4 separate regions of the Homo sapiens genome follow, and regions 2, 3 and 4 are each linked to region 1. A link is an interaction called in ENCODE POLR2A ChIA-PET data of the cell type or tissue named here. Cell type or tissue: A673. All regions are shown on one strand. Each heading gives the region's core, and the rest is flanking DNA. Links, peaks and the distances in the headings are about the cores only.

Region 1 (7,611 bases), core at 1,378-5,377:
GCCTCGGCCTCCCAAAGTGTTGGATTACAGGTGTGAGCCACTGCACCCACCCAAGAATTGGATTTCTTCATTGGCATCACTGACCTCTAGGGACAAAGGGTGGGCTCTGGCCCTAATTCACGGCAACAGTGACATTAGAGATCATCATTCCTCCCATGGACGTATCCCTTCTTCTCTCCTTATTACTGTCATAATTTTAGCCAATCTACAGCTTCCCTGAAAACCAAAGAACGGTTTTATCACCATGTTTTACAAAGTGCAAATTGAGACCCGGTGAAAAACAGTGACTTGCTAAAGGTCAAAGGTCACTCATGGAGTTGGGTGGTGGCACCCTTGCAGGATGTACCCCCAGCCAATGGTGTGTTAATCATTACCTCTGCTAACAGCTTGTGATGGTTAATGGTAAGCGTCAGGAGTTCGAGACCAGCCTGGCCAACATGGTGAAACCCCATCTCTGCTAAAAATACAAAACATTAGCCGAGTGTGGTGGCGGGTGCCTGTAATCCCAGCTACTTGGGAGGCTGAGGCAAGAGAATCGCTTGAACCTAGGAGACAGAGGTTGCAGTGACCCGAGATCGTGCCATTGCACTCCAGCCTGGGTGACAGAGAGAAACTTCATCTCAAAAAAAAAAAAAAAAAAAAAAACCAAAAAAACAGTGTCAACTTGATTGCATCAAAGGATGCAAAGTATTGTTTCTGGGTGTATCTGGATGTTTCTGGGCGTGGCCAGAATAGATTAACACTTGAGTCAGTGGACTGGGACAGGAAGACCCACTCACAGTGTCGGGGGCACCATCCAGTCGGCTGCCAGCACAGCTAGAAAAAGCAGGCAGAAGAAGGTGGAAAAAGCCGACTTGCCGGGTCCTCCGGGCTTCATCTTTCTCCCGTGCTGGAGGCTTCCTGCCCTTGAACATCAGACTCCAAGTTCTTCAGCTTTTGGACTCTTGGACTTACACCAGTGGTTTGCTGGGGGCTCTCAGGCCTTCAGCCACAGATTGAAGGCTGCACTGTCAGCTTGCCTACTTTTGAGGTTTTGGGACCTGGACTGAGCCACTGCTGGCTTCCTTGATCCTCAACTTGCAGGCGGCTTATCATGGGACTTGACCTTGTGATCGTGTGAGTCAATTCTCCTTAATAAAGTCCCTCTCATATATACGTAGATCCTATTGGTCCTGTCCCTCTAGAGAACCCTAACACACACGTGGAGGAGAGCTCTGAAAACCCGGGCCAGGGACCAGTGTGACTGCTCTGTGGCTGTCCTGGGAGACGGCAACACTGGGCAAGTGAGCTCGTGAGAAAGGCTGGGGCTCCTCTCAGAATAAAACCTTGGGAAGAGACAACTACACAGCATTCGCAGGGGCCGGGCGCAGTAGCTCACGCCTGTAATCCCAGCACTTTGGGAGGCCGAGGCAGGCGGATCACCTTAGGTCAGGAGTTCGAGACCAGCCTGGCCAACATGGTGAAACCCCATCTCTACTAAAAATACAAAAATTAGCCGGGCATGGTGGCTCACACCTGTAATCCCAGCTACTCGGGAAGCTGAGGCAGGAGAATCGCTTGAACCCAGGAGGCGGAGGTTGCAGTGAGCTGAGATCGCACCACAGCACTCCAGCCTGGGTGACAAGAGCAAGACTCCATCTCAAACAAACAAAACCTTTCTCTTGTCATGTAACCCATACATACACATGCTATGTACCCACAAACATTAAAAATCAGAAATTTAAGACAAAACAAAAGCAACAGAAAACCTTTTTTTGAGGAGTCCCTAAGGCTTCACCAGTTTGTCAAAATTGGAGCTTGATTGCTGAGACTTTATTTGCATACCCACAATGCATTGTGCACCAAATAATTTTCGTCTTTAAAATTACTAGTCCCCTTTTTCCTTCAATCTATCTTTCCTGAAACTGAGATTGCTGTTCCAGAATTGTCTGAAGAAAAAGGCAGAAGTCAATAGCTCTTTTGGGCAGAAAGAAATTTACCATTAGCCTGTTGGGAGTAGCCATTACCTGAGAACTGAGTGCCACTCATCGAAGTTCTTACTCTAGTTTCTCTTCATATCGCATAAATCTTTCGCCTTTTACTAAAGATTTCCGTGGAGAGGAATAATTCTGAGTTTTAAACCAATTTTTTAGAGGTCTTGCATTTTTTAGCAAGGCTTATTTGAGCGTTTTAAAAGTAGATGCCCTTAGCCATTACGACGGTTCGTATTTACTCTGAAACAAGAAACACACTCAAAACTCAGAGAAAACATTGTTCCCTAGTATTTGAGTCTGAAGGACCAGAGCTGGCTTCTGGAGGAGCAGCTGGCCTTGGGGGAAAAGGACAATTTACCCTCCTACGTAGCTTGAATGGGGCTTTGAGTCGCATGGCGGGGCACGGCGGGGCACGGCGGGGCACGGCGGGGCACGGCGGGGCTGGGCTGTGGGCGGCTGCTTCAGGGCCTGAGCCCGGGGTAGATTTTTTTTTTTTTTTTTTTTTTTTTTTGAGACAGAGTCTCGCTCTGTCGCTCAGGATCGAGTGCAGTGGCGCGATCTCGGTTCACTGCAACCTCCGCCTTCCAGGTTCAAGCGATTCTCCTGCCTCAGCCTCCCGAGTGGCTGTGATTACAGGCATGCGCCCTCCTGCCCGGCTAATTTTTGTATTTTTAGTAGAGACGGGGTTTCTCCATGTTGGCCAGGCCAGTCTCGAACTCCTGACCTCAGGTGATCCGCAGGTGATCCGCCCGCCTCGGCCTCCCAAAGTGCTGGGATTACAGGCGTGAGCCACCGCGCCCGGCCTGGGGGTCAGGATTTTTTGCGATGGATTTCCTCCCTCCTTTACTGGGACAGACCCTGCTAGTTTTTCCTCCCCAGTACTCAACCTCTCTCTAGAATCTCCTATCGCTAGCAGGGCTCACGGCTACCTGAAGGCATGACTGCACTTCCCAGCCTCCCTTGCGGCTGAGACGAATTCTGGCCAATGGGAGTGGCTGGAAAATTCACTTTCTCTTGCGTTTCATCAAACCGGTTGGGTCGGGGGAGGACTAGCTGCGCGCCTGGCACGCTCCTCAGGCGGGGATACGGGGCAGAAGAGCCCTTGGGACTGCCTTCTTCGATTCTACACGGAGAAGCCGGCGGGAGCAGCGGGGGAGCTCGCCCCGAGTCCCTGCTTCATTTGATCGGATAGTCCAGCGGTCCCCAACCTTTCTGGCACAAGGGACCCAGTTCATGGAAGGCAGTTTTTCCAAGGGCGGGGGAAGGTGGGTAGGGGGTGTGGACAGTTCCAGGTTGAAACTGTGCCCCTCGTCATCAGCCATTAGATTCTTAAAAGGAGCACGCACCTAGATACCTCGTATACGCAGTTCACAATAGGGTTCCCGCTCCTAGGAGAATCTGATGCCTTGCTGCCCTGACAGCAGGCGGACCTCAGGCGTTAATGCTCGCTTGTGAGTCGGTAACCCTCCATCACTCAGTGGCTGGGGTTAAAAACCACTGGTGTAATCAACCAACAAACCCTACTTCTTGGTCAAAAGCAGTAAGCCACCCCAACATCTTAATATTATAACTGCTCAGAAATGCAATACAATTGATATCACATACCTTAACAAAGCGAAAAGCTGAAAAACCGTAACTCGCATTTGTTCTATAATACACTTTACATAGCTCCACACGCGATTTAACGGAATCGCATCTGTTTTTAAAACACTTAAAATAAGCCCTGCTAAGAAACGCAAGGCCTCAAAAAATTGGTTTCAGACTCACACTCGTTTCTCTCCACGGAAATCTTTAGTAAAAGGCGAAAGATTTATACGATTTGAAGAGAAACCAGAGTATAACATCAGTCGTCGACACTACAGTTCTCAGGTAACGGCTACTCCTAAACGGGTAATGGTAACTTTCCTTCGGCCCAAAAGAGCTATTGACTTCAGCCTTTTTCTTCAGACAATTCTGGGACAGCAATCTCGGTTCCGAGAAAGATATGTTGAAGGAAAAAGGGGAAATAATTTTAAAGACGAACATTATTTAGTGCGCAATGCATTGTGGGTATGCAAATAAAGTCTCACCAATCACGCTCCAGTTTCAGGAAATACCTTAAATGGTTCATGCGTTTTAGCGCTGCGCCTGAGGCCACCACCGCGGGGCAGAGCAGAGTCTGGTCCCAGAAGAAAAAGGCTGACTTTACCTGCTTTACTTACAGTGGGCGAGCTATTAGATCGGTGCAAAAGTAATTGCGGTTTTTGCAATTTTTTTTTTTTTTTAATTGCACAATTAGCCTAATAAGTAAAGAATTTTTTTGAACTTAAAAAAAAAAGTAAAAAAAAAATTATCTTGGCTGGACTCCGTGGCTCACCCTTGTAATCCCAGCACTTTGGGTGGCTGAGGCAGGCTGATCGCCTGAACTAGGGGTTCAAGACCAGCCTGGGCAACATAACGAGAGCGTGTCTCCAAAAAAAAATTCTTACACTTCTAGCCACTCCAGACCTACTGCAGGCCTGGGGATTGGGCCCAGCCCCCTGAGTCTGAACTCATCCTCCGTGTGATTCTGATGGAGGCCACATTGAGAACCTCTGTTGGCAACTGTTGTGCCTGAAATATGGAGAGTGAGGAGTTTGGGAGACAGATTACTGGCTGAGCAGGGGAAGGCCTGGGAAAGGCTGTGAAATGAGGAGAGAAAAGGCCAAGGAAGGTCCCTGGGGGATGGTGGCATAAAAGGAGGGGACAGTGCAGGAGCCTATGAAAGAGATTAGAGAAATTGAGGGAGGCAGGAGGAAAACCTGGACTGGGAGCCTCACAGAAACCGAGGGCAGAGAGGAGGTTTCCTGGCCGGGCGCGGTGGCTCACGCCTGTAATCCCAACACTTTGGGAGAGAGGAAGGAAACAGTAGGTGAGGAGGGGCAGGAGATGGGGAGGGGGCGGTAGCTGGCTCCTGGTTGCAGATGGGAAGGAGAAGCGGTGCAGGTGCCTCCCCGCAGTGATCGTGGTCCATGGAGCCTGGGCCCCCCCACTACCCCTGTTCTCTCACTCCCCTGCAGCCCCTCCTTTGCTGGCCCCTCTTTCCTTCCGTCTTCTCACCTGGGAAGATCCCAGGGCCATCTTTCCAGCCTCTGCCCTGTAGCAGCTGAACTGCTGGAAAAATTCCACAGCAGGGGAACCTCCCATACAGGCCTCCACTTCACCTGTTTCTCTGATTGGCTCCATTTCCCACCTCAAGATGTCCTTTTTAGGCCGAGTGCGGTGGCTCACGCCTGTAATCCCAGCACTTTGGGAGGTGGAGGCAGGCGGATCACCTGAGGTCAGGAGTTCGAGACCAGCCTGGCCAACATGGGGAAACCCCGTCTCTACTAAAAATACAAAAATTATCTTGGTGTGTCGACGCGTGCCTGTAATCCCAGCTACTTGGGAGGCTGAGGCACGAGAACCACTTGAACCCAGGAGGCGGAGGTTGCAGTGAGCCGAGATCGCACCATTGCACTCAAGCCTGGGTGAAAGAGCAAAACTCCGTCTCAAAAAACAAACAAACACACAAACACCCCTTTTAATCCTTCTCTCCCTTCAGCTTCCCCCTCTGCAACTCACCGTGTCAGCCCACGACATCCCAGGGGCTTCCTTGAGAGGCCAGACGCCCTCATCTTCCCAGCCCGCCTGCAACCGCATCTGGCTCATCTTCTGCCTCCTCCCATGAACGGCCCTCCTCCTGGGCTTTGAACCCCAACTCCACAAAGATGGCTCCCCTCCCATGCAATCCCCCAGCAGCACCCTCCGTGTCCCTCCCGCTGTGGTCTGAATGTCGTGGCCACTCACACATCCACAGGCTGAAATGTAATCTCCAAGGTGATGGTATTGATAAGTGGGGCCTCTGGAAGGTGATTGGGTCATGGATGGGATCAGTGTCCTTATAAAAGGGTTTGAGGGAGCGAGTTTGTCCCTTTCACCCTCCCATCAAGTGGGGACACAGGGAAGGCGCCGTCTATGAGGAACAGGCCTTCACTAGACAGCAAATTTGCTGATGCCTTGATGTTGGACTTCCCAGCCTCCAGAACTGTGAGCAATAAATAACTTTCTGCTGTTTATAAATTATCCAGTTTAAGGTATTTTGTCATAGCACCTGAACTAGGACACCCCCCCTACTGGCTCATCTTCTAGACGGATGAGTAGGCTTCCTTACCTCCTAACCTGAGAGAGAGAGAGAGAGAGGAGTGAAGGAGGAAGTGGGGAAGGAAGAAAGACTTCCTAAACCTCATCACCATCAGCCACAACAAAGCAAAGCACTTTTACTTTGTATTTCTATTTTAGAAAAAAATCTGATGGAAATCTCTTTAGTAAAAAGAAACTTGGGGCCGGGCGCAGTGGCTCAGGCCTGTAATCCCAGCACTTTGGGAGGCCAAGGCGGGCGGATCCCCTGAGATCAGGAGTTCGAGACCAGCCTGGCCAACATGGTGAAACCCCGTCTCTACTAAAAACACAAAAATTAGCTGGGCATGGTAGGCCCCTATAGTCCCAGTTACTTGGGAGGCTGAGGCAAGAGAATCGCTTGAACCCAGGAGGCAGAGGTTGCAATGAGCCAAGATCGTGCCACTGCACTCCAGCCTGGGGGACAGAGCAAGACTCCGTCTCAAAAAAAAAAAAAAAAAGATTTCCAAACAGGGACTCAAACAGATGACTCTACATGAGCATTAATAGCAGCGTTGTTCATAACAGCCCAAAGATGACAACAATCCCAGTGTCTATCCGCTGATGAGTGGATAAACAAAATGTGGTTTACCCATACAATGGAATACTATTCAGCCATAAAAAGGAGAGAAATTCTGGTACACACTACATTGTAGATGAAATTTGAGGATGCATGCTACATGAAAGAAGCCAGCCACAAAAAGGCATAGATTGTGTGACTGTACTTAGGTAAAATATCTAGAAGAGGGGATAATAGGAGTTATTGGGTAACGTATAGAGTTTCTGTTTCGGGTGATGAAAAATTTTGGAAATGGATGGCAGTGATGGTATTACAACATTGTGAATGTTTTGAATTTATTTTTAATTTTTAGAGATGAGGTCTTGCTCTGTTGCCCAGTTAATTTTTAATTTTTAATTTTTTTTTTTATTTTTTGTAGAAACTAGGTCTCATTATATTGGCCAGGCTTAATTTGTTTATTTTTATTTTTTGTGAGCTGTAATCTTGCTATGTTGCTCAGGCTGGTCTCAAACTTTTGGCCTCAAGTGATCCTCCTGTCTCAGCCGCCCAAAGTGTTGGGATTACAGGTGTGAACCACCATGCCTGGCCCATTTCCCCTGATCAGGGAAAATGCGTTGTTATGTGTGATATTTGGTGTGAGTTTTTTTTTTTGTTTTTTTTTTTTTGGCGGAGTCTCGCTCTGTTGCCAGGCTGGAGTGCAGTGACGTGGTCTCAGCTCACTGCAACCTCCAACTCCCTGGTTCAAGTGATTCTCTTGTCTCAGCCTCCCAAGTAGTTGGGATTACAGGCACACGCCACCATGCTCAGCTAATTTTTGTGTTTTTAGTAGAGACAAGGTTTCACCATGTTGGCCACGATGGTCTCGATCTCCTGACATCATGATCTGCCTGCTTCAGCCTCCCAAAGTGCTGGGACTACAGGCATGAGTCACCGCGTCTGGCC
Region 2 (7,611 bases), core at 1,885-5,884, 130 kb before region 1:
CTAACCCCTGTCAGCCAGGGAGGAAGGGAAGGAAGGCCCAGAGCTCAGTGTCAGGTTATGTAGTGCGGGGCCACATAGGGGCTCACTCAGCCCAATCCAGGCTTTGCCACTCCTCCTGGCTAAGCTGCCTCCCGAGGAAAATAGGAGTCCACCCAATGCCAGCAGAGGAGGAGAGAAATGTCAGCACAGATGTCTACCAAGGGGCATGTGATGCAGCTCAAAAGGACGGACTCTGGAGTTCAGGGTGGTCTGAGTTCGAATCCTGGCTTGGTCCCTTGATAGCTGTGTGGCCCGAGACAGGTCAGTTAACCTCTCTGTGCCTCAAATGCCCCATCTCTAAACTGGGGATAATAACCTTACCTTACAGGATGGTTTTGAGAACTCGAAGAGTAAGAGATATGGAGCTCTTAGAATAGTGCATGGTGGGGCCGGGCACAGTGGCTCATGCCTCTAATCACAGCACTTTGGGAGGCTGAGGTGGGCAGATCACATGGTCAGGAAATCAAGACCATCCTGGCTAATACGGTGAAACCCCGTCTCTACTAAAAATACAAAAAATCAGCCAGGTGTGGTGGCACGTGACTGTAGTCCCAGCTACTCAGGATGCTGAGGCAGGAGAATCACTTGAACCCAGGAGGCAGAGGTTGCAGTGAGCCGAGATCGCGCGATTGCACTCCAGACTAGGGGACAGAGCAAGACTCCATCTCAAAAAATAAAATAAATAAAATAAGAATAGTGCATGGCACATGATACGCACTATCTAAATCTTCCTCTTACTGGCCGGGCACAGTGGTTCACGCCTGTAATCCCTGCACTTTGGGAGGCAGAGGTGGGTGGATCACCTGAGGCCAGGAGTTTGAGAACAGCCTGGCCAATATGGTGAAATCCCGTCTCTACTAAAAGCATAAAAATTAGCCAGACGTGGTGGCACGTGCCTGTAATCCCAGCTACTTGAGAGGCTGAGGCACAAGAATCACGTGAGCCTGCGAGGTGGAGGCTGCAGTGAGCCGAGATCGCGCCACTGCAATCCAGCCTGCGTGACAGAGCAAGACTCCATCTCAAATAAAAAAAAAATAGAAAGAAAAATCTTCCTCTTACTACCATAAGTGATGCCTGCAAGCCATGAGCTCCCGAATTTAGTACACCTAGGACAGATGAACCCCCAGGATTATAAAACCCCAAGATACATCAGATGCCGGAGTGGCCAGACACCAAGGGCCATGAGGCTGTCTCAGCTTGTCGGTGACCAGGGCAGAGGGTTGGGGGTACTGCCTGCTGTCCACCCCTCCCATCTATGGGAGACCTCATCTCCCCAACGTGTCATCTTGAGAGGCTGCTTTGGCCGGTAAGACAAACCTGCATTTACAGCTTGGAGCACTGAGGTCAAGCAGCGGGGAGCTTTGGAGTTCAGGAATCTCAGGATGGAGGGCCAGGGATGAGTTTCCTTCCCCCCACTCCACCTCAAGCCCAACAAGGAATTTTCTGGCATGATGAGCGTGTTAGTCTGCTCAGGCTGCCATAAAGTCCCGCAAATGGGGTGGCTTAAGCCACAGAAATTAGCTTCCTCGCACTTCTGGAGGTGAAGGTTGAGGCGTCAGCAGGGCTGGGTTTTTTCAAGACCTCTCTCCTTGGCTCACGGGTGGCCATGTTGTCGCTGCGTTCTCACCTGGACTTTCCTCTGTACGTGCACAGGTCTGTGGCCAAATTTCCCCTTTTTGTAAGGACACCAGTCGTATTGGATTAGGGTCCACCTGAAAGGCCTTGTTTTAACTTAATTGCCTCTTTAAAGACTATCTCAAAGGACTGTTGCATTCTGAAGTACTGGAGGTTAGGACTTCCAAATGTGAATTTGGGGAGGGACACAGTTCAGCCCAGGACACTGAGGTTTCTGCTTGCCCCAGAAAATTAATTCCCAACTGAAGCTAAGAGCTAAACTGTGGACTTGACCGTGAGCAAACAGCCGTCACGTGGCCACCCCAGCATCTCATTCATCATTCATCCAGGCAACTGTGAACTGTATTCATTTCTTTTTTTTTTTTTTGAGTCAGAGTCTCGCTCTGTCACCCAGGTTGGAGTGCAGTGGCGTGATCTCAGCTCACTGCAACCTCTGCCTCCCAGGTTCAAGCGACTCTCGTGCCCCAGCCTCCCGAGTAAGTGAGATTTCAGGTGCATGCCATTACACCGGCTAATTTTTGTATTTTCAGTAGAGACGGGGTTTCACCATGTTAGCCAGACTGGTCTCAAACTCCTGACCTCAAGTGATCCACCCACCTCGGCCTCCCAGAGTGCTAGGATTACAGGCATGAGGTACCACGCCCAGTCTGTGTTCATTTCTTAGGGCCACTGTAGTAACTGCTCACAAACGGTATGATTAAAACAATTGAAACTTCTAGCCTCTAGTTCTGGAGACCGGAAGTCCAAGATCAAGGTGTTGGCAGGGTTGCTTCCTTCTGGAAGCTCTGACAGAAAATCTGTCCCTCCTATGCCTCTCCCCTGGCTTCTAGCAGCTGCCTGCCATCCTTCATCAGTCCTCTCTGCCCCTGTCATCATGTTCCCTGCTTGCTTTTTTTTTTTTTTCAGTGAGATAGCGCCTTGCTCTGTTGCCCAGGCTGGAGTGCAGTGGCGTGATCTCGGCTCACTGCAACCTCTGCCACCCGGGTTCAAGTGATTCTCCTGCCTCAGCCTCCCGAGTAGCTGGGATTACAGGCACGCACCACCTGGCTAATTTTTTTTTTTTTTGTATTTTTAGTAGAGACGGGGTTTTACCATGTTGGCCAGGCTGGACTCAAACTCCTGACCTCAGGTGATCCGCCCACCTCAGCCTCCCAAAGTGCTGGGATTACAGGTGTGAGCCACCACTCCTGGCCCATGTTCCCTAATTCTTTGTGTCTCTGTGGTGTGTCCTTTTCTGTATCTTATAAGACACCTATTATTGGATTTAAAGCCCTCCCTAAACCAGGATGCTCTCATTTTGAGATCATTACCCTACCTTTTTTTTTTTTTTTTTTTTCCGATTTCTCAATCTTTTCCCCACCTTTCCCCCCTTTCCATTCCACAAAACCGCCATTGTCATCATGGCCCGTTCTCAATGAGCTGTTGGGTACACCTCCCAGACGGGGTGGTGGCCTGGCAGAGGGGCTCCTCACTTCCCAGTAGGGGCGGCCGGGCAGAGGCGCCCCTCACCTCCCGGACGGGGCGGCTGGCCGGGCGGGGGGCTGACCCCCCACCTCCCTCCCGGACGGGGCGGCTGGCCTGGCTGGGGGCTGACCCCCCCACCTCTCTCCCGGACGGGGTGGCTGCCGGGCGGAGAGGCTCCTCACTTCCCAGACGGGGTGGCTGCCGGGCGGAGGGGCTCCTCACTTCTCAGACGGGGCGGCTGCCGGGTGGAGGGTCTCCTCACTTCTCAGACGGAGCGGCCGGGCAGAGATGCTCCTCACCTCCCAGACGGGGTCGCAGCCGGGCAGAGGCGCTCCTCACATCCCAGCCGGGGCGGCAGGGCAGAGGCGCTCCCCACATCTCAGACGATGGGCGGCCGGGCAGAGACGCTCCTCACTTCCTAGATGGGATGGCGGCCGGGCAGAGACGCTCCTCACTTTCCAGACTGGGCAGCCAGGCAGAGGGGCTCCTCACATCCCAGACGATGGGCGGCCAGGCAGAGACGCTCCTCACTTCCCAGACGGGGTGGCGGCCGGGCAGAGGCTGCAATCTCGGCACTTTGGGAGGCCAAGGCAGGCGGCTGGGAGGTGGAGGTTTTAGCGAGCCGAGATCACGCCACTGCACTCCAGCCTGGGCACCATTGAGCACTGAGTGAACGAGACTCCGTCTGCAATCCCGGCACCTCGGGAGGCCGAGGCTGGCGGATCACTCGCGATTAGGAGCTGGAGACGGGCCCGGCCAACACAGCGAAACCCCGTCTCCACCAAAAAAATACGAAAACCAGTCAGGCGTGGCGGCGCGCGCCTGCAATCGCAGGCACTCGGCAGGCTGAGGCAGGAGAATCAGGCAGGGAGGTTGCAGTGAGCCGAGATGGCAGCAGTACAGTCCAGCTTCGGCTCGGCATCAGAGGGAGACCGTGGGGAGAGGGAGAGGGAGAGGGAGAGGGAGAGGGAGAGGGAGAGGGACTCGCGTCTTAAGAGCCCCATTACCCTACCTTAATTACATCTGCAGAAAGGCTGGGCATGGTGGCTCACGCCTGTAATCCCAGCACTTTGGGAGGCCAAGGCGGGTGGATCACTTAAGGTCAGGAGTTCAAGACTATCCTAGCCAACATGGTGAAACCCTGTCTCTACTGAAAATACAAAAAATTAGCCAGGTATGGTGGTGTGCGTCTGTAGTCCCAGTTGCTCGGGAGGCTGAGGCAGGAGAATCACTTGAACCCGGGAGGCGCAGGTTGCAGTGAGCCGAGAGCGTGCCACTGCGCTCCAGCTTGGGCAACCAAAAACAAACAAACAAAAAACAGAAAGAAAAAAAGAAAAGAAATTTATGTTGCTTAAGCCCTGCAGTCTGTGGTGTTCTGTTATACAGCCCTAGCGGGTGATAGGGTGAGACTATCTCAAAAAAAAAAAAAAAAAAAGAAAAAAATTATATCTGCATAGACCCTTATTCCAAATAAGGTCATATACTCTGAAGTTCTAGGTGGACATATCTTTGGGGGGCCACCTCTGAACCCACATCAGGGACCCAGAGAAGATGCCGGCTCTCCCAAATGTCAGTGTCCTCAGAGTCCTTTGGCAGCTGAGGCCCACAGGGAGGATCAGCACCTGGGAGACCCTTGTCCTTCAGAAGGGCCCAGCCCAGCAAGGCAAGAAGTCCCAAGGAACCCACCCATCCCGGTCAGGAGAACCACAGGAGGGTTTTACGGGGATGGGGAGTCCACGTGGCCAGGCAGGGAGACTGAGGAAAGGTTTGGGCAATCCGGCCTGAAGGCGGGACTTGAGCAGGTCTTACCCTGCAGGAGGAGTGGAATGGAGGTGTGGGTAACTGCCCCCATCCTGCTCTGTTCCCACACCGTGTCCTACAGAGTCCCTAGAGTTCCCAACCAAAGATTCCTGGAAGGGCCTGAGTGGTTTTCAGGCCTCTGACCCTCCCAGGCTTGGAGGCCCGCAGGGCCCTACTCCAGCACAGACACTGGGCCAGCGCCCTGTGTCCATCATTTCATGGAAGAATCACCTGAAACTTCCCCTGCTCCCACTCGGCTCATTCCTTACTGTGTATCTGGCCAGGTGGGGTGGACCCCTCTAGAGACAGGATCCTCATCTGCCAATATGCACACAGGCCCTGGTTTCAAATAATAATGTTGCACATTTATTAGGCCCAGTACTGCACTACGCATTTCATCTCCTGATCATCTAATTTCATCCTCTAAAAACCCCAACGCAGTAGGTAACATTCTTGGTTTTCTGGGTTTTTTTTTTTTGTTGTTGTTGTTTTGTTTTGTTTTGTTTTGTTTTTTGAGACAGGGTCTTGCTCTGTCACCCAGGCTGGAGTGCAGTAGCTCGACCGTGGCTCGCTGCAGCTTCCAACTCCTGGGCTCAAGTGATCCTCCTGCCTCAGCCTCCCAAGTGGCTGGAAACACAGGTTCGTGCCACCACACCTGGCTAATTTTTTAAATTCTTTTGTAGAGACAGGGGTCTCCCTATGTTGCCCAAGCCGGTCTCGAGCTCCTGGGCTCAAGCAATCCACCCACCTTGGCCTCCCAAAGTGTTGGCATTATAGGTGTGAGCCACGGTGCCTGGCCCAGTAGGTAGCATTCTAATCCCCATTCTACAGATGAGGAAACTGAGGCTCAGAGAAGCCCACTGACTTGTGCAGGAGCAGCAGCCAACACTGACCCCCAGGCTGAGGCTCCAGGTCCAGTGTTCTGCAACACACAGCTGGCACCTGGGGCTGCTTCCTCTCCTGGGTGAGCCTAAGTAGCAAATGTAAGAAGTTATGTTTGCTCATTTCTGCTTGAGTGGATTCACAAGCCGCTGGCTCTGTGACAATGGGCAGCTCTCTGGAGGGATGCTTTGAAGACAAAACAGAATAGAGCCCCATGTCTCTTGCGTGAGTCACTATATTCCTTGAAAGATAAATGGCCCCAGACTTGCTTTTTCCTACACATAAGATACCATCTGGTGGGGTTAGTGATTCTGCCTCCACAATCGATTCAGCAGATGTGCTTTAGTCATCTATAGCCAGATGTACTCTATACCCAAACCTCGATGTGATTTTGTACATATTACAGCTTCACCACCTGTACATAAACTGTGAACTGAAACTGCCAGAGCAGCTGATAGAACCCCTCCACAGGGCTGCTCTCAGGCAATAGGCTCGGTCTATAGTCCTGGTAAAACTTCTGAATAAAAAGAACTCTAAAGTTTTTGTTTTTTGTTTTTGAGACGGAGTTTCACTCTTGTTGCCCAGGCTGGAATGCAATGGTGTGATCTCAGCTCACTGCAACCTCTGCCTCCCGGGTTCAAGCGATTCTCCTCCCGCAGCCTCCCGAGTAGCTGACATTACAGGCATGTGCCACCACGCCCGGCTAATTTTGTATTTTTAGTAGAGACTGGGTTTCTCAATGTTGGTCAGACTGGTCTCGAACTCCTGACCTCAAGTGATCTGCCCACCTTGGCCTCCCAAAGTGCTGGGATTACAGGCTTGAGCCACCACGCCCGGCATTTTTATTTATTTATTTATTTTTAGACATGGTCTCACTCTGTTGCTCAGGCTGGAGTGCAGTGTTGTGATCACCACGCACTGCAGTCTCAGACTTCCCCGGGCTCAGGTGATCCTCCCACCTCAGCCTACCAAGTAGCTGGGAACCACAGATGTATGTCACCATGCCTGGCTAATTTTTTGTATTTTCAGTAGAGATGGGGTTTCATCTCTACATGTTGCCCAGGCTGCTCTTAAACTCCTGGGCTCGGGCAATCCACTGGCTTCAGCCTCCCAAATTACTGGGATTACAAGTGTGAGCTACCACACCCAGCCCGAACTCTAATTCTTCAGCTTTTTATTTTCTTTAGTTGACACCTGGCAAACTTCCACCATGGGAGTCAGGGGGTGTTTGTCAGAATTTGCTGGGAATGGGATGGGGGGCAGCTAGTTCTCCCTCGAGGCTGGGGTGTTCTGTAACCCTCAATCCTGGTGGACAGGAAGGGTTCCCCCACCAAATCTGAGGCCTGGGGAATTCTCAAAGCCCTCCCTCTCCCCTTCTCCACTGGCTGAGATGTCATGAGTCCTGGCTGGCCAAGAAAGGCTTCCTTGCCTCGGGAGCTGGAGGCCCAGGACACCTGGGTGCCTCTGGTATCCCATCAACAATGGTGGGGGATAGAGGAGGCAGGGCTGGGGGAAGCAGAGGGGTTTCTGCTGAGTTTCAGAGGCTGTGTTGCCAACTCTTAGCCACAGATAAAGAGGGCCAAAGAGAGTGTGGTCAGAGCTCAGCATGGTGATGGCATGACAGGGGATGTCCCCAAAGGCCACCCAAACCATCATCAGGCACTCTTATGCCACCCCAACTGATCACATCACGATCCTGTGGGCCCAGCTTCCTCTCAAAACTTCCTGCAAGGCTTCAGCCATCCACCCTCACAGCCTCAGCACTGGCCCCAGGGAGGGTCCTGCCCACCC
Region 3 (7,611 bases), core at 1,365-5,364, 1.2 Mb after region 1:
AACCTCACACCTCCCATAAGGACAGCGGGCCTCCCCTCCTGGGACCCCTCCCTTGGCTTCTCCCCAGCCCTGCTCCTAGAAGGGAGGCTTGGAGCAGGAACCAGCAGCAACAGGGTAACTGAAGTAGCCAGAGAAACCTAAGTGGTTTCAGAGCTTAAAATGAGAAATCCCATATCTTCTGCAGCTGATCATTGTAACTGAGACAAAATGCCAACCCAACATTCCAGAACAGGTCCCCGCCCGGGCTGGGGCCACAGGCTGGGCCAGGCCCACAGGGCAACCCAACTAGCCCAGGTCCCTGCTTCATACTCTGTGTGTGTGTGTGTGTGTGTGTGTGTGTGTGTGTGTCTCTATCTCTCTTTCTCTCTCTGTCTCTCTTTCTCTCTCTCTCTGTCTCTCTCTCTCTTTCTCTGTCTCTGTTTCTCTCTCTCTCTCTGCCTGTCTCTCTTTCTCTCTCTCTGTCTCTGCTTCTCTTCTGTTTCTTCTCACCTTTTTCTTCCCACCTACCTCTCTCTTCTCTCACACTCCACGTTTCCACCCCAAAACTTTTTTTTAAAGTTTTTGTGGCCACACTCTTGAACTCACAAAAACTGGGAAATTAATGTGAAACCGTCGCTGCTTCTGATAAGAGAAACCTACAAGGGTGAGACAAAGGGGAAGGGAGACACAAGAGAATCAGTCTGTTGGATTTTGGTTTGGGGTTTTTTCCTCCTTCTCTCTCCCTCCAAAGTGGAGGATCCGGCCGGGCCAGTTTGGATATTTATTAAGAAAAAGCCAAAGATAATTAACTTTTTTGTTTTTGTTTTGTTTGCGGGTGCCTCCCCTGCTGGCACTCCTGGCTGCCTGGCAAATTAAACCTGCTCCCGGCTCCCTGGGTGCTGGGCTGCCAGCAAGACTTCTGCCGACTGTCCTGGATCTGCCAGGGCTGCCAGCTGCCCACCCAACAACCTACCTTGGCTTTCAGACCTTGGGTCACTTTATGCCCCCACCGATGCCACATCCCCAGGCTCTACTGACTCTGAGAGCACCTTTTAGAGCAGGGTAAGTGGGATGTGGGGGTTGGGGGAAGAGGAGGGGCTACTGTTTGGGGTTGTGGCCAGCACTTCCCTAAAAGGAAATGGGGGGAAAGTGTGATCCTCTCCCAGGGCACAAGGGCGTTCCTCCTGGCCAGTTCAGGGCCGTTGACTTCCCAGGAGAGGGGAAGGAGAACGGAGGATGAGCTGGAAGTGCAGGGAGAGGCCAGATTTGGGCCATGTCGATCCCCAGCTCTTCTCCCCGAAGGCTGGTACCCTGCCAGGCCTCATGGGCCCCTGAGAACGCCCTGGAGCAAGCAGCCTCTGGGCCATGGAGCCATGTGTGATACCTGTCCACCCCCAACCCCAGGCTCCATCTTGCTCCCACCCCCAACCCAGGCCAGGCCATGGGTGGGGGAGCGGTGGGGGAGCTGAGTGGCTGGAGAGCCAGTGCTTGGGTAAGAGCTGGCTGCCTCCGGTCCGGTCCGCTGTGCTGGAGCCACACAGAGCCCTGAGGCCAAGCTGTGACCTAAGCCTGAGCCCAATTCATGGGCCAAGAAGGTGACACTGGGAGTTAGAGGCTTCCTGGTATGAGACAGAGCTGAGGACTTCTCAGGAGCCAGGAGAGCCCACGAGAGGAAGGCCAGTTTGGAGGAGCTCGCTGGGGTTGGAGGTGCGGCTTGCCCCTCTGTTAAGCCAGTCCCCCTCAGCCCTCCCCTGCCAGGGACCCTCCTTGGCCCCTTGGCTTCATCCCCAGCTGGACAAGTAGGCAGTGATGGTGGGCCTCTTCCAGGTGGGGAGCCTGCTTCGGAGCCGGCCACAGAGAAGAGGGCATTTTTCAAGGATTTTGCTGGCCTTTCTTTTTCTCTGAAATATAAGGATGTGCAATTTTTTTGGTTTCAATTTAGCATTGGAGAATTTTATAATTTAGTAATTAAAATCTCTGATAGGCTTTAGAAATTGCGGCTAATTGAATTTAATGGGAAGATGATTTTCAATTTTATTTGATTACCGGGACCCCTGGCATCGGTATTTATGGGAAAAAAATGGGAAATGTGCTGTGTGGGCTAAGATGGCATAATTGAATTAGGGATAATCGGATTTCTCCGTCATGAATTTCACTATAATTTTCCTATAATTTTCCATTAGATATCTAGTTTACAAATATTCACAAAGAAATGAAGCTCTTTCGGAATGGAGATTGCTGGCTAACAGGATTACGGGGCCGAGCGTGCGGCTGTGCCAGCCCCTCTCCTGCCATAATGCAATCCCTGCGTCTGCCTTACACTCGGCGCGGCCCTCGCTCCGCCACCCACTCTGTGGCTCCTTTCTCCCCTTTGTTTCCTTCTCATCCTGTTGACCCCCTGCCCCAACACCCACCTGTCTGTGGCCCACGACCTCCCGTGCCCGTGGCCATGCCGTGGTGCCTTGGCTCTGCCCTCCCTCGGCCCCCATGCTTCCCGTCCACTTCGCTGGCTCACAGCTTTCCCGACACCCTCCCTCCATCGGCCCCGGAGCGGGCTCACACGCAAACACACGGACTCCCTCGCAGGTGCGAACATGCTTGTTCGCAGGCACACGCAGTCCTTTGGCCAAGGCTTCTGTGCCCTGGCCCAGTCGCCTCAGATGGAACCAGTTTATTGGGATCCTGGGGTGGGGTGCAATAACAAAAGGAGCTTTGTTCAAGTTTATGTGAAAGTTACAAATTCAAAATGAGAGCAGATAAAGCATGAGATACCTGGTGTGTAAACAGGCTGGTGAGTGAGAAGGCCCCAGGCTCGGGAGGGAGAGAGTGTAGGTGGGCAACTTGGGGGTGCGGGGGGGGTAACAGGAACCAGCGATAGCAGTGTGACAGGAAGGGCAGATGGCTTTCCTTGGTGCTGATGTGGGGAGCCTGGGTTGGGGGGAACCGCTGGGTTGCCTTCCACTTCTTTTTCTCTTGTGAGTGGGTTGTCTCAGGAGGAGCTAGAGGCTCTGGGCCCAGGGACTCAAGATCAGAAGAGATTATGGCATTGGACTTCCATCCCTTGAGTCCCGGGCATGAAGGTCCTCACTGTGGCCTGGCTTTGGGGTCTCAGGTGTCCTCAAGGCAAAGATGGGCCATAGCCTCAAAAGATGCCTCTCCTCTTGGTATGAGCAGATACACTCAGAGAGAAAGAGAGAGAAGGGGGGGGCGCATAATCTGGGGGCCCCTCCATGACACAGCCTCTGACTCATACCCCACAACCTCGAAGCCTCCGCCGCCTTCTCTGACCTTCATAAATCCTTGCGCTCCGAGTTGGCCTGTTTCTTGCTTCTCTGACCGCTGCTCCTCCACTGAAGGCCTTTTCCTCTTGGGCAGGGCCCACTCAGCCTGTGGCTACCTGGCCAGGGACTTGACAGAGTGGAGGCTTTCCAGGCATCCCCACACCTCCCTCCATTGCTGGCTGCCATCCCCCAAGCTCTCTCGAGTCCTGTCCCTTCCGCCATTCCTCTGTAGCCTTTGTCTGCCTGAGACCCCCCGAGTTACTGGGTGGCCAATCCAGGTGGTCCTGCCTGGGCAGCTGGAGGGAAGATGCTTTCCTTTTCCCCTCCACACCTTCCTCATGGGTCAGGCTCTGACCACTATCAGCTGAAGCCCAGGAAGACATTCAGAGCCAGCCAGTGGCTGTGTGGGTCACGTATGCAAGCAGCTCCCCATCTTTGCAGACATCTTCAAATGCACCCAGAAATCACCTCTTCTATCCCTTGCCTCCAGGCTTCCTCCTACACACAGTTGCCCAGATAGGAGAGCAGAGGCTCAGAATTGGGGTGGGGATTGATCACCTGCTGTCACCAGCCAGAGCTGCAAGCCTTTTGTTACGATGCCTTGCTTTGGGGAGTCATTGGGAGCAGCACCCAGAGGCATGTGTATACCCCACAGCGGTCCTGGACACAGATGCCCTCTCTGAGATCCCATGTCGGGAGCAGAGGCACACAGTCCTCTGTGCTGGGTGCCCGGTACGGGCAGTCATACTCCCAGGCTTAGACTTGGGGTAGTTCTGTTCCCTTATTCAGGGTTTTGGGGCCAGGGGCAGCTCAGTAAGGTTTCTAGGCCTCTCCAGCTGCTGTTCCTATGTAGGGATGGGTTGGGGAATCACAGAGCCAATGAGGCTGTGTGACGGCCAGGAGTGGGGACTGCCAGGAAGGCAGTGGGAAGGGCAGTGGAGTAGGGGAGGGATGCCCAACTCCCTGAGAGGCCATTTAGAACTATAGAGCAAGCAGGAAAAAAGGAGAAAAATGAGGGGAAAGTAGGAGAAAGAGTAGATTGTTAACTCCCTGATGTCTTTGCCCCAAGGCCTCCCTGGCCCCTCCCTTTGCAAAATAGAAATATTGCAAAAATAGGCCAGCGCCATGTTGCTGGATGCTGTCCAAAGACCAGGGAAGCCTGGGCCCTGCTCCCCTCCCCTCATCTGAAGGCAGTGTGGCCCCTCCTGAAAGAGGAGCGCTGGGAGAGGCGAGGAGGGCAGCAGGGTAGGTGAAGAAGGGACGGAGAACCAGGTCCTTCCTTAGCAAGGCTGCCCAAGGCCCTGCTCACCCCACCGTCTCTTTCCTTGAGGCCCTCTGGGCCGGATGCGTCACTTAAGTCACCAACATATAAGGACTCTCAAAATATATGGCTGCAGCAGGGACATCTGGGGATGTCCCATGGTGCACGGTTCATGGAGGGGAGAACCCTCAAACTGCCTTCTCTGGCAGAAAAGAAAGAGGAGCACGGGCAGCACAAAGCGCCTGGCTGGCCATGGGCTGGCAGGAAATGAGGTTCCACGTTGAAGGGGACAGGCCTGGAGACGGCGTGGGGCGGGGGGGGGGGGGGTGGCGGGGAGGGGAGGAGGAGCCGGGATGGGCCTCAGACTCCCTGGTTGAGGGTGCCTGTGCTCTACTGAGCGCCCTTCCTAGGGCAGCGGCCAGAGGGGCAAGGCAGGGAGGAAGCGCAAGTGATGGCCGGGATCATGGGTCGGGGGCTGTGGGGAAAGTGGGGCGCCGATCTCCATTCGTCTGGCTGCGGGGCGGATGGCCCAACTTTGAGGGAGGAGTGGGCAGAAAGACCGGAAGACCGGGGAGGCTCTGGGAGGACACTTGGACCCGTTTTAAGGGCAAAACCAAAGCAACGCCGAGGAAACCCCACTGCGTGTCCCAGGCCGGCGCTCCTGGGGCCCAGGGCCGGGGACGCGCGGGGTGCGGGGGCGCGCGGGCCTGACTGCGCCCTGCCCCGCCTCGCCCCGCGCTCCTGTTCCTCCAGCTCCAGAAGCCGCCAGTGCTGTGAGGGGAACACGAAATCCCTGTGCTACCCCAGGAGCCCCGAGCCCGCAGGCAGCGGGCAGGGGAGCAGGGAAGCGCGCGGCCTGGCGGGCGCGGCCCCGCGGCGCCTCACACCTGCGCCCGCCCTCGCGGAAAAGTTAGCGCGGCCGCGCGGGTCGTGGGGCAGGCGCGCGCGGCGGCCGTCGGTCGCGCTCGCGGGGCCCGAGCGGCCGCTGGCAGCATGCGAGCGCGCGCGCGGCCGCCGGCGGCCGGCAAGAGTGGGCGCGTGCCCGCGGGCGCCTTACTCGGGCCGCGTTCCCCGCCCCGCGCCGGGTCCCCTCCCGCCAGCCCTGAGCGCAAGTCCCCGCCTCCTCCTCCCGGAGCCAGAGGTTTGGGGAATCGCAGAGCCAATGGAGCCGGCCGCCCTGCCAGTGCGGCGCGGGCGCGCGCGGCGGGGGCGCGCGGCGGGGGCGCGAGCGAGCGCGAGCCCATTCACTCCGGCACCGGGCGGCGGGCGGCGGGCGGGCGCACCGGGCGGCGGCGGCGGCGGCGGCGGCGGCGGCGGCGGCGGGGCCGCGCTCTGCTCTTTCACCTGCCGGGGCCGGCGCGGGCCGGGCCGAGGAGGCGGCGCCGCGGCCGCCCTGCCAATCACCGCGGCGCCTGGCAGCGCCCCCGGCCGCGCCCGCCCGCCCGCTCCCTCCTGCCAAACTGTTACCCTGAGTGTTACCGGCAGGAGCAATGACATCAGGGCTTTAAAACAACTTGTTATTCGGGGAGTAATCAGTTGCAATTAGGCATTAATTAAGTATTATGAAAGTTGATTATTTAAGTGAATTCGGCTTTCGACTCTCCGACTATGGTGAGTACCGGGCGCGGGCGGGGGAGGCCCGGGGGCCGCGGTCTCGGGCGGCGACCCGGGCGCGGGGCGCGGTCGGCGGGACGGGGGCGCCCCTGGGCCTCGCGGATCCCCCGGCCAGGGCCCCCAAGCCGGGGCCGCGCCGGCCGAGAGTTGCTGCCTTAGTTGGAGAAACTCAGGCGGCGCGGACCCGCGGGCGCGTGCGGGGCCGAGCGTGAGAAGCGGGCGGCGCGGAGGAGAAAGTTTCTCCGCCGCGGCCTCGGCGCCCGCCCGGGACGGGCCGCTCCTGCGGGGCGGGGGACAAGCAGGGCGGGCGGCCGGGGTCCCGCGAGACGCTAACCCCGTGTTTCTTCTCTCCCGGTCTTCCCCTGGTGGCGTTCTGCGAAGAGTTTGGGACCAAGGAGAAGAGAATGGATCTTGGAACAGGTACCGGCCGGTGGGAACGCAGGGGCGGCTCTTTCACTTTTCTTTCGCTTCTTTTACGGAAGTTCTTATTTTTAGCCCAATGAGGTGGCGGCGGGGCCGGGTGGGGGCCGGGAGGGTCGGGCGGCTGCCTCCCGGCGTCCCGGCCTCGGGATCGGCGACTTCTGAGGCTGTTGTTGTTGTTATTTGCCACTTGCTTAGAGGCTGTGACTAATGTGATGCTTGTCATTATGAAAGAACCGAGAGGAGCAGGAGCTGGGGGGCACCCAGAGAGAGGATTTAGGGGGTTTTTGTGGGGTTTTTGTTCTCCGTGTTTTTTGTATGGCTTCGTGTTTTTTTTCTGTGTGTGTGCCTTTTTTTTTTTTTTTTTTTTTTTTTTGTTCTCTGCAAAGATCTTTGTGTGTCTGGCTCTGGGGTGTGTGTTTTTATTTTTTTAGTGGGGGGTGGTTTAGTTTTTGAAAGCAGCGTCCTGTTGGGAAAGGTGGTTAGTCTGGTTTCGGGGCGACTGTCTCAAGGTAAAGGAATTTAATTTATTTGGGACAAGGCTGTGTCGGATGATCAAGCTGCTTATTATGGCTAATGAGTATTTTTCACCTGAGAATCTGTGGGATGAGGTGGCTGTTATCAGTTCAAAGTGAGGGGCCCCGGACTGTCTCCCACCTGCCTCTTTAGCCCCCACCCTAGGGGTGGTGATGGACCAGACAGACTACTCAACGTAGGCATCTGGGTTTGGGGGCCTCCTGTGGGACAAGGCCGGGGGCTCCAGGAGGCCTGGTGCTCACCTGGGGCAGTTTATCCTGATATTTTGGTGTTTTCTTGGGTTTAATCTAATTCTTTCCAGTGTTTTTGCCTTCAGCTCTTGCGGGCTTCCCATGGGCCCTGGCTATTGAAACCAAATTTTGACCAGGACCCTCACGTGCTAGGTTGACAAAAGCAGCTGTCTTCTTAAATGTTTTAAAAGAAACAAGCAGCCCGATCATTCATTGAGACTGATCTCTGAACTCTCCTGGTTCATTGATGGGATAGGTGATACTGGTGGCTGTTAGCGTTGTTGTTTAT
Region 4 (7,611 bases), core at 1,374-5,373, 170 kb before region 1:
CTTGGTGGTATCAGTTTTTAAAAGTTTAGCCATCTTGTTGGATCTGTAGTGATACCTCATTGTGGTTTTTATTTGCATTTCTCTGATAAGTAATGTTGTTGGGCACCTTTTCCCACATTTATTAACCATTTAGGCATTCTTTTTTGTAAGATGCCTATTCAGGTCTTGTGGCCATTTTTTTTTAATTGGGTTGTCTGGCTTTTCTTATTGATGTGTAGGGTTCTTTACATATTCTAGATACACGGCTTTTGTTGATTATATGTACTGCAAGTATCTTCTCGCATCCTCTGGCTTGCCTTTTCACTTTCTTTTTGGAGGCTTTTGATGAACAGACATTCTTAGCTTTAATAAATTACATATACTAATCTTTTCTTTTATGGTTAATGCCTTTTTTTGTCCTGTTTAAGAAATATTTGCCCACTCAGTGTCACTTAGATATTCTCCTACATTAACTCCTAGATGAGATTGTTTAATCGTTCATATTCAAGTTTCATTCTTGTACATGGTGTGAAGTAGGGGTCGGAGAGGCTCACTCTTTTCAGGAAGGCGTGGTTTTTGTTTTGTGGGTTTTTGTGGGGGTTTTTTTTGTTTTGTTTTTGTTTTTTTTTTTTTTGAGACAGGGTCTCACTCTGTTGCCCAGGCTAGAGTGCAATGGTGCAATCATGGCTCACTGCAGCCTCAGCCTCCCAGGCTGAAATAGTCCTCTCTTTCGCCTCAGCCTCCCAAGTAGCTGGGGCCACAGGCATGCACCCCCACACCCATCTAATGTTTTATTTTTTTGTAGAGACTGGGTCTTGCTATGTTGCCCAAGTTGATCTCAAACTCCTGAGGTCAAGTAATCCTCCTGCCTCAGCCTCCCACAATGCTGGGATTACAGGCGTGAGCCACCTGGCCCGGCCTCAGGAAGATATGTTTTTACCAAGCCCCCCATGTGTTTCAAGGGTTCTTTGAAAGTGAAGCACCATCATAAGAAAGGATTCAAGAGAGGAAATTCTTTGTTGAGATTCCAGGGAAGGAGTTTTGTCTTTCCAGATGGAATGACAGGGGAACGCCATTGCACTTTTCTGGGGTGATCCAGGATGTGAAACTTCTAGGGTGGAGCAAAAGGGAAAAGAAGGGAAGCAGGAAGGGAGGCAAGAGAAGGGAAGCAGGAAGTGAGGCAAGAGAAGGGAAGCAGGAAGTGAGGCAAGAGAAGGGAAGCAGGAAGTGAGGCAAGAGGCAGGGAGGAAGCCTTGTAGCATTTCCATGTCTTCAGCATCCAAGATGGTGCCTGGCAGAAAGGAGGTGGCCCCTGGTGCGATGTGGGGCTTTCTTGGTTTAGGGAAGGAAGCAGAAGCCACTTTTCCCCAGGAGAGAGGCCTGGCTGGCCTAAAGGGCTGCCTGACTCTTCTCTCCACTCGAGGGAGCAGTGAAGCTTCCGGCATGTTCAGGAAGCAGCAGAAAGCAGCAGCGTGGCTGGAAGGTGGATAAATGGGGTGTTGGTTACATCATTCTTTTTTTTTTTTGCATGTCTGAAACATGTCACCATATTAATTTGAAATAATACATGAACGTGATATTTGCCCAATAGTCACATGGCGCTTGAGTTGTCTCCCTTCTTATTTAATCCAGAGCCCCGGGCCTTGAGGACACCCTCCTCCCTCCAGTAGGAGAGGAGAGTGTCCTCTCTTAAGTCACCCAGAGGGCTCCTGGGAGCCTCTCCAGGGGGGCAGGAACCTGCCAGGACACCCGAAGTGCTCCTAACCCACAGCATCTCACTGGGTGAGTTCAGTAGCCTGGGCCTGGGGCTGGCTGGAGGTGTGAGGGCTCACTGGCAAGGCCTGCTGAGTGTGGGAACATTCTGGGTCCTTGTCCTTGGTCTCCCCTCCCGGCCTGCCTGCTAATCTCACTGACAGCTACGGAGTCTATGGGGACCATGGGCCCAGGCCCTGCTCACTCTGCTGGGGCCTGGGGCACACCTGGGGGGCTCTGGCTGCTTATGCTTCCCTCCTGCCATCACACCTGGGTCAATGGAGGGGTAGGGGGTGCAGAGAATGGGGAGCCCATGGTATTGCACATTACTCCCCCGAGTCTGGCCTTGGGTGCCTGCTTTCACACAACTCCTCCTTTACACACTGCTAGCTCTTTGGGGCCAGATCACTACCCCATGTTACAGATGAGGAAACTGCAGCCCAGAGAGGTGTAGCCACTTGCCCAAGGTCACACAGCAACTAAGTGCAGAGAGGTTTGAGCTTCACCGTGTCCCCAATTCTCCCCCATCTCTGGGCCACAGGCTACCCATCTTTAAAATAAAAAAATCCCAGGGCCGGGCACGGTGGCTCACGCCTGTAGTCCCAGCACTTTGGGAGAATGAGACAGGAGGGTCAGCTGAGGCCAGGAGTTTGAGACCAGCCTGGCCAACATGGCGAAACCCCGTCTCTACTAAAAATACGAAAAAATTAGCCAGGAGTGGTGGTGGGTGCCTGTAATCCCAGCTACTCAGGAGGCTGAGGCATGAGAATCGCTTGAATCTGGGAGGTGGAGGCTGCAGTGAGCCAAGAACGCACCATTGCACTCCAGCCTAGGCAACAAGGGTGAAACTCCATCTCAAAAAAATAAATAAAAATAGGTATTAAAAGCCCAAATATCCTCGAAAGAGCGTTCCCAGGAGAAACAAGCTCGACCACTCTGCTATCAAGTTCCCACTGACCACAGAGTCTGCCATGAAGAAGATAGAAGACAACAACACACTTGTATTCACTGTGGATGTTAAAGCCAACAAGTACCAGAGCAAACAGGCTGTGACAAAGCTCTATGGCATGGATGTGGCCAAGGTCAGCACCCTGATTCGGCCGGATGGAGAGAAGAAGGCATATGTTCCACTGGCTCCTGATTACAATGCTTTGGATGTTGCCAACAAAACTGGGATCATCTTGGCTGGGCACGGTGGCTCATGCCTGTAATCTCAGCACTCTGGGAGGCTGAGGCCAGCAGATCACCTGAGGTCAGGAGTTCAAGACCAGCCTGGCCAACGTAGCAAAACCCCGTCTCTGCTAAAAATACAAAAATAAGCCGGGCATGGTGGTGCATGCCTGTAATCCCAACTACTCAGGAGGCTGAGGCGGGAGAATCCCTTGAACCCAGGAGGCGGAGGTTGCAGTGAGCCGAGATCACGCCATTGCACTCCAGCATGAGCAACAGAGTGAGACCCTGCCTCAAAAAAAAAAAAAAAAATAGAGAATTAAAAAATAAAGTAGTGATAAAAATAAAGTAGTGATAAGTATATGTAAAGAGAGTGAGAACACAGATGTACAAAGCCACATATGTAAATAGCATCTCAAGGACACGAAATGCTGGGAGGTGGTGGCTTCTTTTCAGCAATAATTCTCGGTAAATCCATAGCTTGCCACCGGAGGGCAGTCTTCTTGCTGTGCGGAGGGGCTGTGGGATCTCAACCTGGTGGGATGGCCAGCCTGTGCCTCTCAAATCCCCTTGGAAGGAGGAGCAGAGGACTTAGGGCCCCATTTTCCATGTGGAGCTGAGCGAGGAAGGGGCACCCCCTTCCCCTTACACAGGCCCTTCACCTGTCCCAGCTCCCGGTGGAGAAGGAGGCAAGGGCCGGGGCGTCTGCCGCTGCCCGGAGAAGTCTGGCCCTGTGAATTTCCAGGCCCACCCTGCCTGGCTCATCAGCTCCTGCTGCCCTGGGGAAGAGAGAGAGGGGAGCTGGGATGTGCTCGGGCCCTTGCCTGGGAGGGAAGGAGGGATCAGAAAGCGAAGAGTGGGAGGGGGAAGCCCAAGGACTGGAGGGGGGGCTTTTGGGTGGAGTTCCCCGCAGGTTCAAGGCAAAGTGAGGTGTCCACAAGGTAATGAGCTGTGCAACCGGAGGCCCTCCGCCCCACCTTAGTGGCATCAAGATAAAGAGAGGGTGGCCTAAAACCTTACCATTTTCAGGTCTGTCTATTTTCAGGTTGGTTTGGTTTTCCCTACAAGACCAGTTAAAGTTCACTTTCAAAAAGCCCCACCTGGTCTCAGCCGGACCATACCTGTGGGAGACGAGTCTAGAAGTTGTGGGGTGAGCGGGGAGTTAGATCAAATGCAAAATCCCCGAAGGGGCCAGAGCTGAGCAGGGCCAGCGAGGTAAGCACCCCTCCCCTCCCTGTCTCCTGGGGATCTCCACCGCTGTGCGCTCTGTTATTCAAGGTGAGGCCCCGGGCCAGCAGCAGGGGCACCACCTTGGAACTTTCTCAAAATGCAGAACCCCAGACCTCCCTAATTGGAATCTGCATTTTAACAAGAGCCCCAGGGAGTTTGAGATGCGCTGACCTAGCAGAAGCTGAGCAGAAAGAAGTGCAAATGCTGGAACGGTTTGCTTTCCATAGCGAAAGTAATTCTAATAGCCAACAACTGTCAGCCCATTTTACAGATGGGGGAGACTGAGACGTAAGGACGAGAAATCTGCCCAAAGTCACACAGCTGGTCAGTGTTAGGGCCAGGATTTGGCACGTGCTCTGATCCGCCAGCTTCTGCTGCCTGGGGTGGGGGGGTGCTGTAGTTCAGGGCTCTGAGATCCCTGCTCCCCACTCCCCATGAGACTGAGGGTTTTTTTGTTTTTGTTTTTTAAGACAGAGTACTCGCTCCGTCGCCCAAGCTGGAGTGCAGTGGTGCGATCTCGGCTCACTGCAACCTCTACCTCTCGCGTTCAAGCAATTCTCCTGCCTCAGCCTCCCAAGTAGCTGGGACTGCAGGCGCTTGGCACCACACCTGGCTAATTTTTATATTTTTAGTAGAGGCAGGGTTTCACCATGTTGACCAGGCTGGTCTCGAACTCCTGACCTCAAATGAGCCACCCACCTCAGCCTCCCAAAGTGCTGGGATTACAGGCATGAGCCACCATGCCTGGCCGAGACTGACTGCTTTTTGAAATGCTTGCTTCTCCCTGGCCCCCAACCTATCACTAGTTCTGTCTGTTTAACCTGCAGTTTTACCCCCACATCTACCAGCTCTTCCTCACCTTCCCGCCATCTGGACTTGACAGTGACCACCCGAGGGTCTCCTCTCGTCTACCCCATCCACCACGCCCAGCTCACAGTGCAGACACCAGACTGATCTTTTGAAAACACGATCTACTGTCTTCCCCTCCATCCTATTGAAGACCCTCAGATGGCTTCCAACCCAGCTATGAATAAAGCCCAAAGTCTTGTGTTCGCTTCGATAGCACATATACTAAAATTGGAGCAATACAGAAATTAGCATGGCCCCTGCATAAGGATGATACGGAAATTCATGAAACGGTCCATATTTAAAAAAAAAAAAAACCAAAGTCTTAACAGTGGCCCAAGAAGCCCTGCCCTCCTTGCCTGCCTGTGAAGCCCCTGGTACTCTCTCCTACCAGCCTCTTTTTGCCACTGGCACCCCACGGGCACCCCACTCCCTGCAGCAGCCTGTGCGTGCTGTTTCCCTGCCTGCACTGGTCCCTAAATCCAGTGTACCCCCATTCATCCTTGAGACCTCACTCATGAGTGCCACTTCCTCTGGGAAGCCCTCTCTGATCACCCCCATCCAGGTCATGTGCTGTGTGCCTAGCGGAAGCTTTAAGGGACTGTTGGTTTCCCTGCTCACTAAGGTTGTTGGCAGAATTCAGTTCCTTGTGGTTGTAGGACTGAGGTCTTGTTTCTTTGCTGACAGCCAACTAAGGGCTGTTCCCTGCTTCTAGGGACTGTGGCATCCTTTGGCTCATGGCCCCCTTACTCCATCTGCAAAGCCGGCAATGGTGGGCTGAGTCCTTCTCACATCACATCTCTCTCTTTGCCTCTATCATCTCTCTCTAACACAGCCAGGAAGGGTTCTCTGCTTTTAAGGACTCCTGTGATTAGATTGGGCCCGCCCTGATAATCCAGGATCATCTTCCTGTCTCAAGATCCATAGTATCAGGTTTCAAGGATTAGAATGTGTGGACATTTGGCCAGGCGAAGTGGCTCGCACTTATAATCCCAGCTCTTTGGGAGGCTGAGGCAGGAGGATCACTTGAGCTCAGGAGTTTGAGACCAGCCCGGGCAACACGGCAAAGGAGAAAAACCCGTCTCTACAAAAGATACAAAAATTAGCTGGTTGTGGTGGAATGCACCTGTAGTCCCAGCGACTCGGGAGGCTGAGATGGGAGAATCTCTTCAGCCGTGGTTGGGCCACTGCACTCCAGCCTGGGTGACAGGGTGAGACCCTGTCCCAAATTAACAATGTAGAATGTATGGACGTTTTAGGGGACTATGCGTCTACCGCCACACCCTCGCTCCTAAGCAACCACTAGACTATACCACCACACGCCGAACTCAGTAGTCACCTCCTAACTGTAGGACTCTGAACCCCTCTCTCCACACTCAGTGCTCACTTGAGCTCCAGACCAAGAGACTACCTGAAACTAAAGTCCTCCTCCTCCACCTCTTTAAACACACCCATCCCTGGCCACAGGCTCCATCCCTGGCCACAGGCAGCACCTCTCACAGTTGTCCCACTGCAAGCAGGTGCCGAGTTGAGTTTTCCCCAGTTCCTGCACAGCTGAGAAAGAGTGTGCAGGGCCCCATGCTGCCTGGCCCCAGGGTTGGAGATAAAACCCAAAGACAGTGGACACGGAAACAGCATAGAGGGTGGAGCCTGGAGTCCCTGGCTGGAAGGAACTCAGGGACAGGCAAGCACCTTGAAATGATTTTTGTGTAAGAGTTGAAGAAAGAAGAAAAAAATATGAAAAGCGGCTTACCAAAGACAGGTTTATTTTGGAGAATAAAACTGAGGCCGGGCACGGTAGCTCACGCTTGTAATCCCAGCACTTTGGGAGGCCAAGGCAAGTGGATCACCTGAGGTCGGGAGTTTGAGACCAGCCTGACCAACATGGTAAAACCCCATCTCTACTAAAAATACAAAATTAGCCGGGCATGGTGGCTTATGCCTGTAATTCCAGCTACTCGGGAGGCTGAGGCAGAAGAATCGCTTGAACCCGGGAGGCAGAGGTTGTGGTGAGCCGAGATCACGCCACTGCACTCCAGCCTGGGCAAGATGAGTGAAACCCCATCTCAAAAAAAAAAAAAAGAAAAAGAAAAAAAAAAGAATAAAACCAAGAAGGCCTTCTGGCCAATTTCGTTCAGCAGCATTGTTTTTATGGACTAAGGGTATTTAAGGGTTCTGGGATGGGAGCTTTTCGCAGGCTAGGAATGTTTCTGTGTGGAGGAGAGTTTTACTGTATGCTGGGAATGTCTCTGGTCAGAGGGGAGGTTATCTCAGGGCTGGCATGTCTCCAGTCGGATGGGGGTGTTGGAATGTTTCTGGTTGGAGGTGTCATTTGTGGTTTATGGTCATGCTGACGTTAGCCGTTAGGCTGATGTTTTGGGGCTGGATTTAGGCGGTTTTTAATCAAGGAGAATTTAAAACGGCGATGCTTGTCCAAGATGGTGACGCTCCTGCTCTGTCAGTTAGCAAGAATCATACCATCCTCACTGGGTCCCCAGGACCTAGGGTGATATATTCACATATGTGCTCATATACGTCTCCTTACATGGCAAAGGGGAATCAGGGTGGTAGATGGCATCGAGGTTGTGAACCCGCTGACTTTCAGATGGGAGATTCTTCTGGATTATCCAGGGG

The links. Peaks named below come from ENCODE experiments on the same cell type or tissue, not always from the same donor. Only the 100,000 strongest peaks of a DNase experiment are listed, where the experiment ranks them.
Region 2: POLR2A ChIA-PET joins it to region 1 with 18 read pairs; 20 of 35 experiments call an interaction of 5 or more read pairs at or near these places.
Region 3: POLR2A ChIA-PET joins it to region 1 with 12 read pairs; 2 of 35 experiments call an interaction of 5 or more read pairs at or near these places.
Region 4: POLR2A ChIA-PET joins it to region 1 with 11 read pairs; 19 of 35 experiments call an interaction of 5 or more read pairs at or near these places.

Annotation. Positions count from the first base shown.
Region 1 is chr1:11,904,353-11,911,963 of GRCh38, reverse strand. RNU5E-1 (RNA, U5E small nuclear 1) reads right to left here and starts at 3,812; the gene lies at 3,692-3,812. LOC124903843 (a long non-coding RNA gene) reads right to left here and starts at 471. Exons shown (of 2, transcript XR_007065464.1): 1 at 375-471. It also overlaps the pseudogene RNU5E-4P. RefSeq lists silencers at 2,507-2,556, 3,378-3,672, 3,697-3,746 and enhancers at 3,121-3,684, 3,917-4,026. In A673, for the core only: a CTCF peak has its summit at 4,117; DNase peaks (open chromatin) are centred at 2,243, 2,993, 3,353 and 4,093; H3K4me3 peaks cover 1,216 bases; H3K27ac peaks cover 2,654 bases.
Region 2 is chr1:12,039,166-12,046,776 of GRCh38, reverse strand. No RefSeq gene overlaps it. Among named protein-coding and RNA genes, the nearest start is that of MIR6729, 14 kb to the right of the region's middle. RefSeq lists enhancers at 5,989-6,058, 7,124-7,611 and a cis regulatory region at 7,406-7,611. In A673, for the core only: no CTCF peak of the experiment used is centred there; no DNase peak of the experiment used is centred there.
Region 3 is chr1:10,692,818-10,700,428 of GRCh38, reverse strand. It overlaps CASZ1 (castor zinc finger 1), which reads left to right. Exons shown (of 21, transcript NM_001079843.3): 4 at 6,517-6,555. The coding sequence starts at 6,540. Among named protein-coding and RNA genes, the nearest start is that of CASZ1, 100 kb to the left of the region's middle. RefSeq lists silencers at 5,451-5,510, 5,521-5,720, 5,831-6,000, 6,301-6,390. In A673, for the core only: no CTCF peak of the experiment used is centred there; no DNase peak of the experiment used is centred there; H3K4me3 peaks cover 345 bases.
Region 4 is chr1:12,075,552-12,083,162 of GRCh38, reverse strand. The region is part of intron 1 of TNFRSF8 (TNF receptor superfamily member 8); the gene reads right to left. It also overlaps the pseudogene RNU6-777P and the pseudogene RPL23AP89. Among named protein-coding and RNA genes, the nearest start is that of TNFRSF8, 16 kb to the right of the region's middle. RefSeq lists enhancers at 3,669-3,828, 4,149-5,147. In A673, for the core only: a CTCF peak has its summit at 3,392 (motif pointing right); a DNase peak (open chromatin) is centred at 3,392.